Linked DNA regions of Mus musculus: region 1 is linked to region 2. A link is a loop called in an ENCODE intact Hi-C map of the cell type or tissue named here. Cell type or tissue: left cerebral cortex. All regions are shown on one strand. Each heading gives the region's core, and the rest is flanking DNA. Links, peaks and the distances in the headings are about the cores only. Region 1 overlaps Ccser1 (coiled-coil serine rich 1). Region 2 has its middle 120 kb from the start of Ccser1.

What was found. Peaks named below come from ENCODE experiments on the same cell type or tissue, not always from the same donor. Only the 100,000 strongest peaks of a DNase experiment are listed, where the experiment ranks them.
Region 1: a loop joins it to region 2, with 9 times the contacts of the local background. A loop is called at or near these places in 34 of 42 quality-filtered maps.

What each region holds. Positions count from the first base shown.
Region 1 is chr6:61,291,823-61,301,804 of GRCm38, reverse strand. All of the region lies in intron 1 of Ccser1 (coiled-coil serine rich 1), which reads right to left. Among named protein-coding and RNA genes, the nearest start is that of A730020E08Rik, 120 kb to the right of the region's middle. In left cerebral cortex, for the core only: no CTCF peak of the experiment used is centred there; a DNase peak (open chromatin) is centred at 5,419.
Region 2 is chr6:61,058,213-61,068,194 of GRCm38, reverse strand. No RefSeq gene overlaps it. Among named protein-coding and RNA genes, the nearest start is that of Ccser1, 120 kb to the left of the region's middle. In left cerebral cortex, for the core only: a CTCF peak has its summit at 4,879 (motif pointing left); a DNase peak (open chromatin) is centred at 4,863.

The DNA of each region.
Region 1 (9,982 bases), core at 4,248-6,747, 230 kb before region 2:
GCCTGTCTTTTGATTTACAAAAGAATGGTTCTTTTTAAAACTAATATTCAAATAAACCTAATAAAACTAATTTAATGGGCATTTAATTATCAAAAATATCCTAATATATTTAAATGGTAAAGTATTATGTTAAAATATTATTTTCAATGTAATTTTTGTTTATACAAATGGTGTCTGATAAAACAAAACCTTTGTAAATAAAAGAAATCTTTAACTCTTAACTAGAAAGTTTAGGAAGAGCTAAAATGCTAAGAAAGAAAGACCTTTTAATCTAGAAACAAGTGTAGGACTTATGCTGGCCGTGCTTTCTATGCTGTAATCCCAGAATTAGGAAGGCTAAGACAGGAGAACAGATGTGCATTCAAGAACAAACTGGGACACACAGTGAGACCTAGTCTCAAAAAACTAAAATACAGTTAGAGGTATATAACTTACTCGAAGAAAAAGAATTTTTAATAATGAAATATGATGGAGGGCATTAATTAAGTTGGTGGTGGCTACGCTAAGCATGTGTAATCAGAGGTGTGTGTTTTTTGTGTAGTCATCACTGCAGGCAGTAGATGATGTGATATGTAACAGAGACTCTCACCCTGTGGCCGTGGGAAAACACAAATGTTAGAGGAGTCAAAGTGGAAGTGAGCGGTACTGCGGAGGAAGGAAAAATGAAATCCCTAACCTTCAGCCCACTCATCCGTGGTTGGGGTTGTGAACACTGCTTTTGTGTGGCTACCATGTGAGTTCACTTCCGCTCTGTCATGGGTTGACATGGCAAGCCTGTGCTGTCAGGCTCATTTAAAAATAATTACAGACTCTTTCAACATGTATCTCAATTTATCATTATCCACTTTCACCAAAGCCCATGTTTCACAGTGTGCATGGTAAGCACTGTTCTGGGATTGTGTATCTTCATATGATTAGAGAATCAGCAGGAACAACTCTGTGGTTGGCTCTGAGTCATGAAAACACATGCACAGAACTTTTGGGAAGTACCTGTTCATACACACGTACATGTCACATACGTGTCTCCATACCGCTTCTTTCTAGCTCAAATACAACTTGCTTTCATCGTGTCTCATGCATATAAGAAGGTGCTCTATAAGTGGTTACTACTAACACTCAAAGGCATGTCTTAGAAAAAAAGGTAAGAACAGCAGGAGTTGGCAGAGGGACAGCAGCAGCAGAGAGGCTGTCTCCTGGTAAACTGCAAAATCAGAAGCTTGCCTGTGCATCCAAGGGGGAAGCTTGGATCCAACTTGTTACACAGAAATGTCTGAGTGACATTTTCCCAGCACACACAAACAGCTTTATGTATTGGCAAATGATTTTTTAAAAATGGGGCTACTCTTTTACAGGCAATGGAAGAAAGTAATATTCAGTCTATTCAACCTGCTCCAGTCATGGAGGAGGACCAACAAGAAAGGAAACACAGCCCATGACAGTGATGTGCTTTGTACAACCAGAGGGATGAGATCCAAGGTGCTGAGTGTGAAGGTGATGTGGGCATGAGCAGAATGGAAGCAATCTTCTGGAAGAGGCAAAAACAAGTGCAGAATCTCTAGGTAAGCATGCTCTGCCCAAAAACCGAACACAGACCAGGCAGTCTGAAAGTGACAGAAGAAGAATGCTGTAGGACATCAAAAAAAGCCATTCGAGAGCTAAATGAGTCTACCTCTTCTTAGAGGAATAGCCAAGCTGCTGGCAAACCATTGCTGTTATTGTTGAAAGAAGATAACAGGGTCTGGCTCAGAGAATCACATGGCAGGATAAGGAGCTTGATTTATTTTGGGGAGACCAGCAACAAGAATGTTGGGGTGAAAACTGGAAGTCCATCACAGAGAAGAGCCTAAAAAAATCCCCAGGGTTACTTTGTTAGATTGTTTTGTTATTTTGTTGCTGTTGGTTTGTTGTTGCTCTAGCTGGTAAAGAAGTGCTGCTAACATCAGCATGGCATGGCAACTCAAGAAAAATATGAATTAAAAGGTTACTCATTACAGCGCTGTATTAATTGGGAAACACACCACTGCATCCTCACTGCGCCATCTGTGTTCTTCAGTCTCCTATGTGGCAGGGTCAGTGGCAACCAGTGGAAAGTGGTTTGCGGCACTTTGTGTCTTCAGTACTGAGATAGGGTGCTTAAACCAAGTAGCTTCTCCACAATTTCTCAGGTTTTATAAACTTTCCATAAGAGCATTAAGTAGATTTCATTTCACAAAAAGAAATACCAAAACTCCAACATCCAGTCATTTACTTAATAAAGGTAGAAATTTTACACAACTATCAAAAAAGTAGCTAATACGCTGTACTTCTAAATAATAACACTGAAAACACTGAGTGTCTGCTTTGGCTGACCCAGTTTTCAGAATTTTTATTAATGGAAGAACCCTAAGTGGCGTTTTGGATTTCAGCCCAATAGCAGTATTGGCTCTCTTATATGCTGGAACAAATGTCAACGTATAAATGTCTTCTTGGTAATCAATGAAGCTGTTGTAAAATCAAGCCAGTCGTCCATGCCACTGGAGTACCATCTAGTAATTACAACAGCAGCACATGTTGCTGCAACGACCAGAAGTACATCTCTCCCATGCTACAGAAGACTTCTCTGTAGCGGTCAAGAAATCAAGTCATAAAGGGAGACCCTGGGTGTCTCCAAAAATATTTGTATGAAATAGAATGTTTGGAAATATTACAAGGTTTTAGTGAGTGAGGATCTGTTCCAAACATACAGAAAATTAAAAGGAAATTTAGTCTTTTTTTTCTTCCACTCAATAAATTTATTACCTGAATGACCAAAGTAATAAGAATGAAACTAAATGTAAGTTATAGCGTAGTCTTGACAATATATAATTCAAGGATAGTTCTGAGAAGAAAAAGAAAACGGTACATGGTTTGATCATGCTTTGTTGAGTAATTGATTCCATTTAGTAAGCATTGATTGAAAAGCAGGCATTCTGTTTGCGGCAGAAGATCAAAGATACCTTTCTCTTCTGTTTGTGTCTTGCTGTTTCCACAGCCTCATGCCGGGCCAGTTGGTAAGCTTGGTGGTTTCTTTAGGATTGTACTACCGCTGCCCGGTGTCTTCTTGCTGAAAGCACTAAACTATGCTGAAAGGCTGGTTCAGACCTGGTGTCTGCCTGCAGAGGACTGCTCTGCAGCTCCTGAGTCATAGTGGGTGCCTGAACTGCTGCTATCCAAGAAGATTAAGCTCACCCTAAAGAACTATTGCTGAGCAAATCCACTTCCCCCACATCCTAATCTTTTCTCTTCCACCACCTCTGCTGGACTAGAGGAGAAGTTGAACCCTTATTAAAAGTAAGATGCAAAAAGTGTATGTTTACAAATATATCTATATTAAAATCCCATTAACGTTAATTAAACTTATAAAATTTCACTTTGCATAAGAAATCAAATATATCTTTAAATGTTATGCTAATTATTTTTTCATGTTAATTTTTACTGATAGATGTTATATTTATAAGGGAAGCATCTACTAGGGGAATTGAAAAGTTAGGCACACTAAAGAATAGTTTACTGAATCTAATTAATGACTTGGGTAAAATAATAGTCTGTTTTATCTTTTGCCAAACAATATAATTGTAAATGAAAATATAATGTTCATGAGGTGGGCCCAACATGAACATTATATTTTACCTACTAGAATGATTAGTAGTATGCAGTATCACACATATTCAAGATATTTAGGAATCTGTTCTTAAACTACATCAATGCCGAGAGCGTTAAAAGTCACATAACACAGTCAAGTGTGAGTGGTTTCCTTTGAGAAAGATGATGCACTGAGTTTACTTAAGAGATACTATGAGAAGCTAGGCGTGGTGGCGCACGCCTTTAATCCCAGCACTCGGGAGGCAGAGGCAGACTGATTTCTGAGTTTGAGGCCAGCCGGGTCTACAAAATGAGTTCCAGGACAGCCAGGGCTATACAGAGAAACCCTGTCTCAAAAAACCAAGAGAGAGAGAGAGAGAGACTATGAGAAGAACCACATGTTGTCCCTTGATAGCAAAACACAATCAGCTCATTTAGATGGTAGGAAAGAAACAGAAGATATCCAGGGAAAACAAGACCAGGTCACCAGCATCAATCCTGTAGGACAATAATATCCTTCCCTTATATCAAATTGATGTAGCATCGGTTACTCACTGCAAACTTACACTTCAAACTTACACTCTTACAACTTCATTAAAACCTAAAAGTGAAACAAAGTCATGGACCTTAATATAACTCCCTTGAAATAAACGATCTCAAAATATCGCAATTAATTATGAAATTCCATTAAGAAGTCATAGCCAAGAAGCCAACAAGGACATATTAAACTGGCTTGTCCATTTACAACATGTAGAGGTTTATAACCGACTTCTAGTGATACTATAATTTCAGTTAAGCTGAACCACTGGAATGTTAATCATTGTAATCCATATAAATTTCAACCCTAAATTTCATATTTATTTGTCCAATTAAAGTGTTTCAAAATCACTGACAAGTTAAAATTCATTTATATTGTCAATTACATTATAGAACACCTATATATTTTATGTGTGTCTATAATGTGTGTGAATCTCTACACAGAATTTTAATCTGCTTCCTACAGCAGATATAGCAGTGCTTTTATCCTAAAATAAAAATATTTTGTAATATGTGTTAATATAAAACAATGTAAATCTATAAATCAAATACAGCTAAAGTGTTTTCATTGAAGTTGCAACACAAATATTTTCTTTCAAAAGAACTGCTTCCAGAAAGAACTATCCAGAATGTACAATTTGCTTAACTTATTTTATTTATTTATATATAGAAAGTCTGATAATGAGAAAAAAAATAAAATATGGCTTTTTATATACCTAGCGCCATGACATAGCCAAAATACCTACTCTTTCTTTTCTTTAACACAGGGTGCTGCTATGTAGAACAGACTGGCCTGGAACAAGTAGTAATTTTCCTGTCTCAACCTCCTAAACTCATCTACACATCTCTCCTAGCACCCAGGCTCTGGGAGTAAAGCAGAGCCTTCCCTAGGAAGTCTTTGACTTTTATCAACTCTGCAAGTCCTAGGAAACTTAGGGTGGATGCCCACAGCTCTTTGTCTATATGATTTCCCAGTATGGACTGAAATTTTTATAACAAAATATTTAACAACTAAAAAGCACTGGAAACACACTTAACCAAGCCTAATTGGTATGCAGATGCAATTACGCTGATTCAGGAAGTATAAACCAGAAGCCATATGGTTCTTAGTTCCCTAACACTGCAGACAGGCATGTCAATGCTGGATCTGAGAGCAGCACTATTGAAAAAAAAAAAAAATGCTTTACTCAGTCACTCTGAGTCTGCTTATGAAAATCAGTTAGAAAAAACTTGCAGTGATTTCAATCTATTCGCATGTGTGAGATTTGAAATACAGCCAAAGACACAAGTCAATCTGGGCATCCCCATGGTGACGCAAGTGGGCCGTCTGCACAGGATAACAGGGTAAACTCAACATCGTTCAGTTAGAGTTGAAGAAAATGAAGTAGCTGTCAATGGAGAAAAAAGTGTTGATGCATCAATACATGAAAGAAACAGGCCTTTAACAATGTTTGATTTATCCTTTCTGACAAGATAAAGAATACCAGATAAAAGTCAGTCCCGAGAATGGCCCACTCCAAGCTCAGAAAGAGTTTAACTAGGCTCGATTATAGCTTCGTGTCTATTTCTCCTAGCAGTGTTAAAGAACAAGGAATGCTGCTGGGGTTTGAGCGATATGAGTGACAAACCAAGTCAGTTCCAGTGAAAGGTATGGAATGTGCAGAAAGTGCTGACACCAATGCTGCAGTGGACATACTTAGAAAACAAAAAGGAATGGTAGGCTTTAAACACTTTTCAAATTGGGATGGAGCATGGTATGCGTTAATCGAAGTTTGACCTCCAATGCTTCTGGCCTTTATTCACCAGGGGCTTTAGTTAAGAGTGAACTCTGGGCACTGCAGTGTGAATGTGTGATTTAAGCCACGGATGGAAGGCTAAGATAACAATCCATACTGAAACGTGACTCTGAGCTTGTGCTGGAAGGGTTCCAAGCTTTCTTCAGCCAATGTGGTAAAATTCTTAGATTAATGGCTTGAAGACATTCTTGCTTGTCAGGAGTATGTGGGTTTTCTTATTCTAATTTTTGCCTTGGCAGCAGGACATTGTGGTAATTCATTGCTGCACTTTAAGGACAGTTGGGCATTGGCTCATTATGGTGCATGTAACTGATAGTTCTATTTATGGTCTCTTAATGTCTACTTTTTTTCATTTCTTATTCCAGCCCAATCAACTAAGTTTGATACACATCTACTTGTAAATAGAGTCTATAAGGGCATTTAGTCATCAATGGGAGACGGGGAGGGAGAAAGAAACAGAGGGAGGACAGAAAGATGAGTCATGGTGTAATTCCATATTTGTTCAAGAAAATATTCTTTATATGAAAAATTATTCAAGAAAATAAATTCTAAGACAAAAAGATTAATCACCATGGTTTTGCCAGTGGACTTAGTGGAATGTCTTAATTCCTTTATTCTTTAGGTTCTAGGTAAAGAAAATATTTTTAAAAGATAAGCTGCTTTATAATGCTCCACTTACAAACAGGTTTTGAATTTTTTTGGCATTGTGTGTAATTCAATAAATAATTCTTAATAGACCCCAGAGGATAATGATCCTCCTCTCTGACAAAAAAAAAATTTACTTAGGCAAATATCCCTAGACTCATATGAAATATTTTATAAAGCATGAATTTAAGAGTTATAGATTCTTTACTTGGGTTATTGTGGCAGAAAATATCAAGATTAATTTTCCAATAAGCTATTAATAGCTAACTGGCACTCACAAGCCACATAACAATTAATCTTAAAACATCACGTGGTATTCATTATAAGTCTACCTTGATCCAGTAGAATTCAGAGAGTGGGTACTAAAAGTCTACGGCTCTCTGTGGATAGTTCTTCTTTTTTCGCATAGGCCCAGGTGATACTATGTGACCTTGCCCCCCCAGGTTATCCCTAAATGGTGAGTAAAGATGCCTACAGCCTACAGCTGGGCAGAAGATATATTGAGGCAAGAGCCGAGAGAGAGAAGTTAGAGAGAGAAGAAGATGGCATGGGGTAGGTGAGTCATGAAAACATGGTAATGAGGTCTGGCCAGTTCGAGTTAAGAGCTCCCAGAGGAAACATGGCAAGTTAAATCTCAGGGTTATTTGCAAAGAAGTAGGCAAAATAGAATAGAGGGTTGATGTCTGCACAGCTCTGGTGTTTTAACAGCTTATTATAAATATGAAAGTTGTATGTCTTTTATCTGGGAACTGAATGATCAAAGGTAGGGTAGGAATTCCCAAATGAGATCAAATATTTACTGCAACAATCAAGAGTTTGTGCGTTTGAGTATCTAACTAAGGTATTAAGTGAAATAAAGTGAACACCATGGCTGCTAAACAGCCACTCAGCCCAGGAAATTACTGTAAGCTATAGGTGGGCAAAGAGCTAGATCTGTACCATACATGTTACAACCTTGAGTCAAGGTCTCCCTCTGTACTCCAGGCTGGCCTGGAATCCACTCTGTACTGAAGGCTACTAGGAACTAGTAGCAGTCTTCCTGCCTTAGCCTCCCAAGAGTTGAAGTCACAGGACAGCAGTACCACATCCAGCTATAACAATTCTTTATTATACTTATAATATTTATTAAACTATTCTTATAGTTTATAGAAAAGCAAAATAAATAATATTTAAAGAAAATTAGATAATCAGAAACAAACTGGTTATGCATGATACAACAAAATAATTTGAAAAACTATTAAGGCACAAATTTGGAATCCATATATCAACTGGAAGAATGCATTAAAAAAGCATAAATACTGATGAAGTTCACCTGCATATTCTAGCCCTCCTAAAACTCAGCCACCTAGAACATTCCTGTAGGGAAAAGCATGAGGGCCCAACCTAAGGCTAAAATCATGTGGGAACAAGGAGAGTCTGAAAACACAACAGTGTCTTTCCAGGTGTCCTGGTAAGCAGAAAGGTGGAACCATGTCACAGGTGTTCTTGTTAGGTCCTATCTTACTATACATGATATCACCATGAAAATATCCTGTACTAGCATAACCTTTTTAAACAGTAGACAATGAAAGTTATTTTCTTAGTTAATATGGGACTGGTTCTGTGGTGCCAAGAATCAGGCTTTTGGCTTGAGAAAGGCCAAAACAACAAAAAAGCAATGAAGAACAACATGATATCATATCATATATAAAGATGGCAGGAGTCACTTAAGTAAGATTGGAAATCTATTCAAACACATTCCAATGCCTTCATAGATGGGCACAGTGGGAGGCAGGGCAGAAAGAAGGAGCATCCACCACAGTGCTACCCGTGCACAGACTTCAGCATCAGTTGTCACTTAGAAGAGATTCCTGCTTTATTTTATTCCAATTTTCTTTCACTCTTTGAGGTGTCTGTGACTTTTAATGACTTTACTGTAAAAGCATTAAATTTTCTAAACAAATTCATCTCATGCATTTTTAAATGAATACTGCTAATAACTATACCAGAACCAAATATATAACCCACGTGTTTCCTCCTGGAGTCACACACCTTCAGTGGTGACAGGAAGAGGAACTTACATTCATGAAACATCTGTTTCCTTCTTAGTGATCTTCTCAGAACTGGCCCTATTGGTGACAGCCACTCTCACTGAGACACATCAAAACCATGTAACTGTGCTTGGCTCCAGTCTCTGCCAGTCCACAGCCTACTCTGAACACTAAACGGTTTGCTTCATTCACTCGTTAGAAACAATGTAACCACCTCTTGTTAAAAGTTCTTGACTTCCAGTGACACTTAAATCTCAGTCTGAGTGCATTCTCTAAATTTAATGAACCCAGTCTTTCTGACCGTAAGGTTGGTCCCTTGCCAACCCTTGCCACTCTTTTTGTGCCGTCTGTGTGAAGGTATGATTTGAGGCTGCACCTCATCATGTGCTCAACCACTTTAAACAGAGCAGTGAACATGCATAAGTCAGCAAGTTTATCTTGTCTTACTGCATCCAAGCGCTCAGAAACACATCTGGATGTAATCAACGTTTAAAAAAAAGAATTCATTTAAAGGATGAAGTAAGCCAAAATCTTGTTGTTGTTGTTGTTGTTGTTGTTTCTGTGGTTATATTTTTATGACTCTCATTTCCTCGGCTTAAAAACTAACAGAGGGCATTTCCCCCTATATACCTAGTACTTTCATTACTTTCCCAACACACTAATTACCAAACATCAAATTAAATTCGTAGGAAGCTCAACTTCTTGCTCCATGCCCTCACATAACCTTAAGGACTCATATTAAAAGAGATGTTTTTCCTGTGGCCTTCCAGGAGTCAGCTCAAAATCTATAACATTAGAACTTTCTGCTATCTTAAAAATAAGATTAAAAGAGCTCAAGCAGGTAGGAAGTGTGGATTCTTTAGAAGCAGACTAAGGCCATTAGCATCTACACTCACTTCAGTTCCCCAGGATCATTATCATAGACAACAGCCTTGAAATTTTGTTAGATAAACATGAAACTGGAGAAAAATAAACCATGCTTAAAGTGTAGTTGTTTACCCAATTTTGAAAAGACATGAACACGGTTTTAAGACATTCTATGATATATCTACTAGTAGAAACATAAAAATTCAAAATTCTTATTTAAAGATTACAGGCTTTGTCTACTATGAGTAGGTAGTAAAATAATTGAACTACATAGTTTCAATTCATTGAGACATATCAACATAAATATGCCATAAGTTACTAAAAAGCTCTAATTATACATATTTCAATTTCCCTTTATTTCAAAATAATATGAAGGTTTTATAATTAAATATTATTAACATAATTTGCTCTTATTTTCATTTCAAGAGATACTATCACAGAACAAAGCCATTCTAACTCAATTCAGAGTTTTACATTTAAGGTATGGTCTAGATGTTAAATACCACT
Region 2 (9,982 bases), core at 3,766-6,265:
ATCCCTGTGTCAGTGAAGCTAAGGTCTGGGGGCCTGTTACAGGTCAAATGCCAGCTGTTTCTTCCTATCTGTTATTTATTTTTATTTTTCATTTTTTTTGAGAATATAATATAATCCTATCATTACCTTGCTCCAAGCTCTCCCTCCTCCTTGCTGTGCCTAAGAGTTATGAATATATTTTAAAAAGAGATTTCCTAGTTTCCTTTTGCACGGGGCGCACACAAACGCAGCTGCTCTCAGTTCCTGCAGCTCTGCATGGCAACCCCCAGCAGCACGGAGGGCATGCATGCTTGCGTGTGTGTTCTTTTGTTTGTTTATAGAATAAGTGAACAAGTTTAGATCTCTTACTAAGGAAAGCACAGCAGAGAAATAAATCACACCAGCATTGTTCATTCTTTCCTTTTATGTTTAGTCCTAAATCTTCTTACAAAAAAAAAAAAAGAAAAGAAAAGAAAGAAAGAAAGAAAGAAAGAAAGAAAGAAAGAAAACAGAATTAGAAGGACACAACAATAAGGAAAGCGTCTGTATTCAAACCATATAAAGAAAAACTTAGACCTGTGTGTCACACGAAGAACTAGCAAAGCGTAAGCTGTGCAAATTAAATCTCTCTGTAAGCTCGTTTTCCTCAGACTCTTCTGGGTCCGACTGTCATTTATGATGCTGTGTGATTGCTTGCATCTGCAGATGTAGTGCTTGTGGTCATGAGGGGGCCAACTGCACTTTATTTGACACACAATTCTTTTAATAGTGACCAAAGCATCAGGGACATTATAATACTGACATCTTTCTTGCCCACAAAGCCCTTGGATTTCCTGTAAAGCAAGTACACATACATTCTCAGATAGCAGGCAACAGCATCATATTTACAAAACTAACAGATATTTAGTTATAACATAAAATATGTTGGTGTAGGGCCAGTGTGGAATGAAAACAACTACAAACCATTCACAGATTGAAGAGCATCGGAAAGTTTCTTTTGATAAAGAAACGCATTTGATAAAGGTGCTGGTGAGTTGGTCACCAGTGAACCTTTGTGTGTGGGTCTGGGATTTACTGTGAAGGCTTTGAAAGCACCAAGCCCCCAAGGCAAGGAAAGGCAGTGATCACAATTCCAATTATAACCCCCGACAATATAGGAGTGATTAAATGCGGCTCTCTGGGGGGGTGGGGAGTAGATTGACTCTGTTTCATAAATGGTGGGAGGGGGTGTTACATTTTCTGCAAATATGACATTAAATATATGGCTACAGTTGGGTTTGAAGTGGGAGACTGGCAAGTCGAGGACAGATAATTAACTCCTTCTCTGAGGTTTAAGCACTTACCCCATGCAGAGGTGGTTATACCGACTAAGCATCTAATTTGGTATTAGCACATTTTAGCTGCTGAATAGATGTGACCTCCTTTTTGTTTCCAACGTGCTAGCTGCCATCTAATTAGATTCTCAAAACACCTCCCATCACATCACCACGCCCAGCAATAACCTTCTGTCCACCTTAATATACACTTCCTATCTCTTAAATCACAGGCTTCCAGGATCCTGGGCCTGCCTAGTGTTTATGTCCAGGTGCCTCGTCTGTGGCTTTGTTGTTATTTTTTTTTTCCTCTGACTTCTGCCAGTTTTATTTTTTTTAACCATGAACCATATTCGTTTAAGAAAACAAAAGCACCTGCCTGTGTGCTCAGTACTTTCTCTTCCACATGTAGGCAGTGCGTATAGGAAGCCAACTAATGAGAGGCATTAGAGGCTGAAAGTTCAGAAGTTATTTGCATATTCATCACAAATTCGCTCTCATTTTTTTCCCACTTGGCCCTTGATTAGGAAGAAAAGTAACAAACTGATCTCATTTATGTATGGCATTTTTAATCACCTTATAATGCTATTGTATAGCCATTAATACAAAATCATCCCCACATCAGCTATTTGACAATGATGGCATATTACAGGCTGAGTCTGCATCAAGGCAGGATATAGGATGGAAATAAACACATATCCACATGATCTGCTCCTTCACCTTCATAGAAAGGCTGTCAGGGTAGTGTTGCACATGAAGGTTATCACCTTGGTTCCTGATATGAAAGTGAAAATGTGAACAGTAACAATCATAAAAACCATTTTAAAGGTTGAATAAGCACAGTATTTATCAGATTCAGTGATTAGTGCTTGTTAGTTCTTCATTTCAGAATGAATCACAGTGTGGAAAGCCCCATGAGGCCCAACCTTGGAAAACCTCAGTTTCCATTCACTTCCTCTATAGTTACTGAAGAAGGCAGTGGTTATGCATATAAAAATATGTGTATAAGATAAAGTCACATGGACCTAAGTATTCATGTGTATTTGTAACCATTCTGAAAGTGGTGACTGAAATATGGAGTTTAGGGTTTTTTTTTTTTGTTGCTGTCTGTAATTATTTTTAGAAGGCAGGTAAGTTGAAACTTAAAGAAATATGTCTGGCTTGTTTTGTTCTGCATATAAATTTAACTATGATATTAGATCCCAGTTTGAAAACTGCAGAAACAAAGGGCAAAGATAGGACAACCAGCTGTGGCATCTCAAAAGCATGTATGGAATAGTGGTGTGCCTGGTTTGTGTTTTAGGCATCCTCACAGGATGTGACCTATGTCCCTCCAGGGCCTCCTGTCTGTTCTGCAATTGGTATTTCCCTCTTGCACACTCTGTGCTTCTTATTCCAGCTCCAGAGTGTCAGAGATCTGATGTTTTAAAACTCCCAGTCTTTACTTCATGGGAAAGGAAAGATTTTTAAAAATTACACACACACACACACACACACACACACACACATATATATATAACTTTTAGAACAGTCTAGACTTTCAGACACTTGGTGCTGACAGTAGCTGATGCATTTAAGAATAAATAGCCTGGCAGAGGTTTATTCACTAACACAGAAGAAAATGCCGCTGGAATTCCCTGTAGAGTACTTTCTTGGGAAGGAAGAACACCTAGCTTTGTGTGGGAACAGCACTCTGTTTCTTTTGCCTGAAATCTTGTCCTTCCTCTTACTACCGTCACTCGTGACTATACTTTGTTTGAATCATTTAAAATAGATGAATCTAAATACTGGAATTTTTGTTTACACCGTTATTACTGTTCCTCATTATTTAACATTTAAATAACTTATTCTTAAAATTTTAAGTTTTCTGTGTGCTTTTTTTTCCCCTCCTAGCTTAGTAATGGACTGTCACTGTGGCTTTAATTGCACACATTCTAAAGTTCATGAAGATTATCCTCAATGGCTGCTAATCCTTTAGAACCTTCAAAGCTGATGGGGCACCAGAGCTCCCACTTGCGAGAGCTTTGCACTATGTTTGATGCAAGAAATGCTGGACAATGGTTTATAGAAAACATTTAAGACTGGTGCTGCTGGAGAAGAGCATCATCTGTCTGGAAACCTAGGACTTATTCTTTTGAACATGGCTTCTTCATTTGATAATCAACTAACTAATTTATGCTTGTGTGTATTTCGGGTCGGGGGCTGTGCATTTCAGAGGACAACTTTCTGGATTTGTGTCTTTCCTTTTACCCTGTGGGTCCTGAGGCTCGAACTAGGTCATTGGGCAGGAGCCTATATCAACCGAGCCAATTTCATCCCCACATGCTTTCATTTTGGAAACATAACCTTTCAATGTGTGCACACTCACCGTACTTGAATTATATTATTGCCTCATGTTTGCTGGTGAGTTTTTGTCAACTTAAAAACTAGAGTCACTGGGAAAAAAGAAATCCAACTAAGGAATTGTCTCCATCTGATTGGTCTGGGCATGACTCTGGGGCATTTTTTTCATTAGTGATTGATGTGAGATGGCTTAGCCTGCCTGTGAGTGGTGTTACTCCTGGGCAGGTGATCCTAGGTTGTGTAAGAATGAAAACTCAGAAAGCCATGAAGAGCAAGCTAATAAGCAGGGTTCCTACGTGGTGTCATCTTCAGTTCCTTTTCTCCAGGTTCCTGTGCACCCCTGCCCTGGCTTCCCTTGATGATAAAATGGGATATAGAAAAGCAAACCCAAGAACCATTTGTCTCCCCAAGTTGATTTTGGTGTTTATCACAGCAACAGGAAGCTAACTAAAACACTGGAGGATGCATGGAATGTTGAAATGACAGCTGCTCTTTGTAATGTGAAACTATTCTGTATCAATTCTCTGGAAGTAGCCAGAAGATGAAACGGGCTTGGATGTTCTTAAATCAATGATCAACAAGCTAGGTTTTAATAGCTTCACTGTAACTCGTTTTCCTTAACAATGTTTCCTCTGAATCTTTCAGTTGATTTCCAACCAACTTTGGAATCCTGTACATTAGTTAATATTAACTAAAAAGAGATTAATAGTTTAATTTTATAAACTAATAAACAAATACATGCCGGGTGGTGCACGCCTTTAATCCCAGCACTTGGGAGGTAGAGGCAGGTGGATTTCTGAGTTCGAGACCAGCTTGGTCAACAAAGTGAGTTCCAGGACAGCCAGGGCTACACAGAGAAACCCTGTCTTGAAAAAAAAAAAAAAAAGAAAAGAAAAAAAAAGAGAAAATAAACAAATACATTTTAGGTCACCATTTCTCTGCTACAGATCAAAAACTGAACTCCAAAATGAAATGACCAGAATAAAACAGAATAAAATGAAGGATACAATTCACAGCTAAATTTGTGGAGCAAAAATCTCTATTGAACTGGGTTTTTGGTCAGCACCAGCAGTAGAGTTGTCTTTTTAATTTAGATCTGAAAAATTCGAATGTGGTAGTGTTTCTATGTCAGTTGGACTTTGTTTATGTGAGGTGTGGGCTCCAGAGCAGCAAATTCTGTCTCCTTCTTTTCATCCCTATTCATAGATAAAAAGGAGCAGGAAGATGTGCCCTCTGCTGGCAAAGCAGAGATTGGTGACTGCTTTTCGAGACAATAGAAACAAAATTCTGTAGGTAGAATACAACCTCATATTCAAAGACATTTTACAGAACGTGTGAAACAGGCTTGCAGTAATTAATTAAATATCTTGAAAGGACCTCCTACGAGTGTAGCATTGTAAAGCTAAACAAGGTTACTAGAAAATAATAATGATATAGTTTGTTCTTTGTGTTCTTGTTTCAAATTATTGAAAAAAATAATGAAGCTTGAATACGTAGTTTGGTTCATTCTGGTAAGGTTCTGAGCTAGATTATTTTATGATATTCAAGCCTTGCAAGGTATTGACAGTAATTATATTGCATTTCTGAATATTAAGTACTAGAGAAGTTTAGCGTTTCTAGGATATTTAGAATGGTGGTATTTTATTCTGAACTGATAAAAATCTGATCTATATTTGTAACATCTTAGAAAATAAATTTTTGTACCCTGATGCATTTAGAGGAACAATAATTTTTTATTTTTAAAACTTTTAACATTTTTCTTCCATGTATACATGTATTATGGTTACACACAATCTTTTCATTGTCTCCTGCTAGCTCCCTTCATTTATTTTCAATTCCTTCTTTCTACCTAGCCTCTCAGGGGCTACACCACTGAAGAAAGTGACACTTCTGCCACAATGCTAACAATTAGTTAGCTCCTTATGAAGTGATAGGCCTGGTAGGCACTTTTACCTGTGGTGGAATGCCGAGGGTCTGATTTTGAGCAGATGTCTCCCGCTGCTCTATGTTTGTGATTGCAGTGGCTATTTTCTGTCTGGATGAACACATTTAAGAGCATTCTTCTCCATCCTCTGGCTCATACATTGTGCCTAGCCCCCCTCTCTGTAATGTTCTCTGGGGCTGGCAGAGTGGCAGTAAGCAATAGCCCATGCCTCTCTGCCCCAAGCTGAGAATCACACACTAGCCTTTGAGTATACAAACAAATATTTAGAAGGTAGTTTTAAAATATGTCCATGTGGAGAAGCAACAGTAGTATGTTCTGCCCCTTTGTGATGACTTCCCATTCATAGGGTTTTGACTAGATTCATAGTACCAGTTATGTATCACCCCTCATGGACTAATACTCCAATCCAATCACAAAGCAGTTGGTTACCCCCAACATAGCAATGCCACTATTAGATCAATATACTTAATTCTTTGGGAGATTGCTATTGTGTCAAAAATAGTCAACAGTTCAATTGATGGATATTCTCCCTAGAAGCCTACATAGTGACTTCTGGAACTCCTGTAACCAAAGAATGTGACATCTTCAACTACAAATTCCTATTATCTAGTACTGGTGAGCACCCCAGAGCAAAAGCAGTAGCCAGTATTCTCTAAGGGACTTCTGGGACCTGTCTGGATAACAATACATGGCAATGTATCCTACACCAGTCACTAGGAAAACAAAGATAGTTTTCTAATTAATAAGATAAAATAAAATGAAAGTACTCAAGAAAAATTGAAAGAAAATATCAACAAATATTCCCCAAACTGAAAACATTTTCTGAGATTGTGAATGACAAAGACAAAATTAATGTATGAGTGTCAGGTTTGAGAGTGTGAGGAATACTAGCATAGATTAGTGACCTGGGTGTGGTGTTGGTCATCTCCCTCTTAGTCAAGTGTACAAATGTATACATAGGGCAACATAGGGCACATTCTTCAGAACTATAAGGAGCCAAAGGCCAATGCAGTTGGAAAACGGTGTGTTATAAGAGGGTCAAAGCACAGCAGGGGTAAACTTGCTCAAGCTCTCTATGTCACATATGTGAAAAGTGTGGTCCAGGAAGAAGGAATCAGGCTCACATGTTTGAAGTAAATATTATTAAGTAACTAATTAAGCCAAGACAAAATGAAACTCAAAAAAATTAGTTGTGTTTTCTATTAGAAAGAAATAAAAGTATCTGATTAATTTGACAAAAGAAATGGCTTGAGGGTATAGTTTACAACAAGTTGGCCATGATATTGATATGAAAGTAGATATGAAAAATTTCTTAAGATATTAAAATTTTGAAAGATTTTCAGAAAATGGGAGAAAACATAGCTAAGCATATGTAGATGAATTCAAGGGCCAAGGGACATAGGCCATCAGCTGCCATTAGTTATAAATTTGACATGCTACTTAGCCAATACAACCCTTACTTTTAAATATGATTTCACTTATAATATTTGACTTACAACTTTTCTATTTTATGACTGTCTAAGAGCAGTACACATTCAATGATACTACATTTAAAGTTGGACTTTTTTCCAGCCTATATATGTATAATATACCATTATCTTAGCCTCGTGAGATCATCACTCTGCAGTTCCTAGATTATTAAAGTACAATGTTCCATAGGCTGGGTCTATTGGAAAAAGTTTTCATCACATGTAATCCTATTGTCAGTTAAGGAATATATTTGTACATGAAATAATCTGGCCATTTAGGCCAACTATTATTAACTTCAGATGAATTGTGTAGTTAGTGGTAGGTATACGTATGAAAAGTTGGATTCTTCAAAATGTGAAGGATGCTTACAATGACACATCGTTACCCTTCAAACTTATTTAACTTTGTGGATTTGATAGAGTACAATGTAACTGATGAGACAAAAAGAAGCATGATGTTTTGGATAAATGAAAGTAAGCAAGTGAAAAAAGAGAAGATGAAAAGTCTTGGCCCTGCTTCATCACTAGAACATTAAATGTTCTGAGCATTTCATCTGTGTGTAAAAAGGGGAAGATAGGAAAGTGTCACCCTGCACTGTGAAATGAACGGTAGCTCAGGGATAAAAGAAAACTAGGTCTGAGTATCCATATGACCCTTAACACAGAGGCAAAAATATTTTTCTCCATTGCTGTGTCTACAGTGTAGAATAAGGTATCTACTTGCTAAGCGTTCTTTCTACCCTTTTGCAAAGAAGTAAAAAAGGATCCCCTAATTTTAAAGTCATTTTCTTATGCTCATTTCACTTAATACATTTTCTCAATGGTATTAGACCGCAATCCGTGTTAATATGTAAATGCTACATGAAAATTTTCAGTGGAGAGGAGTGGAGTATACATTACAAAAATATAGTCAATTTGTTATGCTGCCTTTGTAAAGGATGACAGAATCTCAGCATATAACATGGAATTCATGATTTGCTACTTAGATAGTGTCTTGAACAGACATTCAGATCACTCTGAGTCCATGTTTGTACTTCCACAAAAAAAACCCCAGAATTATTAATTTATCCAAACTAGTACTGAAGAGATACATACTTATTTTAATTTATACAGGAAATAAAAATGCAATAAACAATATTTTCACAAAAAAAAGAAATGTGCTAGAACTGATAGGAGTAAAGTCACTAAAGCCATATGCCACATGGATACGTTGTCAGCAAGCTGTAGACATGTCTTCGTGAGGAAATACAGTCATAAATGTGGTACAGCTGAATCAAGTAAGGGTCCGTAGCAGAGCTTAGCTGTGATTAATGCAACAAATCCAGTCAGCCAGGCTATATACAGATCTGTGAAAACAAAGGAGATTCTAGGAGGCGATAGTTTTGGATTAGGTAACAAAGAGAATGAAATTTCAAATAAAACAATTTTCGCACTTTTTGCAACAATACTAGAAAGTTCAAAGGCCAAATCTGAACCAATGCATAAAAGCTAGTGACAGACCAAGGCCAACCTTGTCCTCATATGATTGTCAAGATTACAGGCTACTTGTGCCATTTATATCCGAACTTACAGTTTTGTAAGTTTCAGATAACACTGAAATGATGGAAGTAATGGCTATGAGGTGGGATTTCAAACTAAAACACTTGTCTTGGGTGTAGCCATTTAAACGGGGTTAAAGACCATTGGGTATGGTTAGGTGTCTCATGATAAGCAGAGATTCACGGGGAAGACAACCCTGTATTGCCATTTTACTTGGGTGGAAGGAATATAAGTCTACTTGCCACTGGTTTTGCCCAAGGCCAGACAACATGACCATACTTTTCAACCTTATTCTAAATATCTAAGAAATGATATGCAGAGGTCCAGCTGGCCATTCCCCTCAGGAATACAACTGGCAGATCTGAGCCAGAATGGGTAATAAGGATTAAGATCATGGAATAAGATAAAAAGTAAAGTTTCAGGCTTTTAAAACGTCTCCATTATCTAAGTGACTTTGTTTTTCTGAGATTCAGTGGTACTGATTGTTAGTGTTTTTCACATATATTATAAATTAAATTATAATAATCAAGATAAAAGTATAATGAAATAAGTACGTATTGCCTTTACCAAAATGATAGATGCAAGGCAAACAAACAAACAAGCAAAAACCCACAATCAAACAAACAAAAAAAAAAACATGACTTTTGGGTTTGGTATTAGAGAACTACTTTTATAATATGTTTACTCTCAGCATACTAATACCAAAGGCGTTGATAAACTTTAGAACCTGGAAGTTTTGTAGATTAAATACCCCAGAAATTGTTTCCAAAATCACCTCACCTGTTAGCACACTGCTTCACAATATCTAAGTCCCTGTGTATTAAGCAGTAAGAAGACCAGACTTGCCATCTTTCCGAGCTTCTTTGTCCACCACAGCCCCACTCCGTATACTAACACAGGAGCAGAACTATGTTGTGCTGCAATGCCTTGGTTATTTTTCTCCTGCTATTACAGAGCATCTTAGAATCCAAGGTTTGCTCAGGCCAATGGTGAGAGGGGATACAGCACATCATGGTGTGCAAGGCATGGTTGGAGTCATTCAGTCAGAGAGAGAGAGAGAGAGAGAGAGAGAGACAGAGAGAGAGAGAGACGAATCCCAGTGCTCATACGACTTCCTATTCCTCCCATTTTTATTCAGGCTAGGACCCCAGTTCATAGTATGGTACCAGGTATGAAGAAGCAGATCTCCCCACTTCAGTTAAACCTCTCTGGAAATATCATAATTGACATGTCCCTGTTTGTGTTTCCTTTCTGAATATGTCAGGTTTAATGGAGATTGACCATTGATTGGACTGTTACATTCCCCTGATCCTGTCTACTCTGAGACAGGATGTGTGAAGTGCTCCTGTGAAGCTTGCAGTCCTGGGGTTGTATTTCTTCCAGACCAAGAGGAT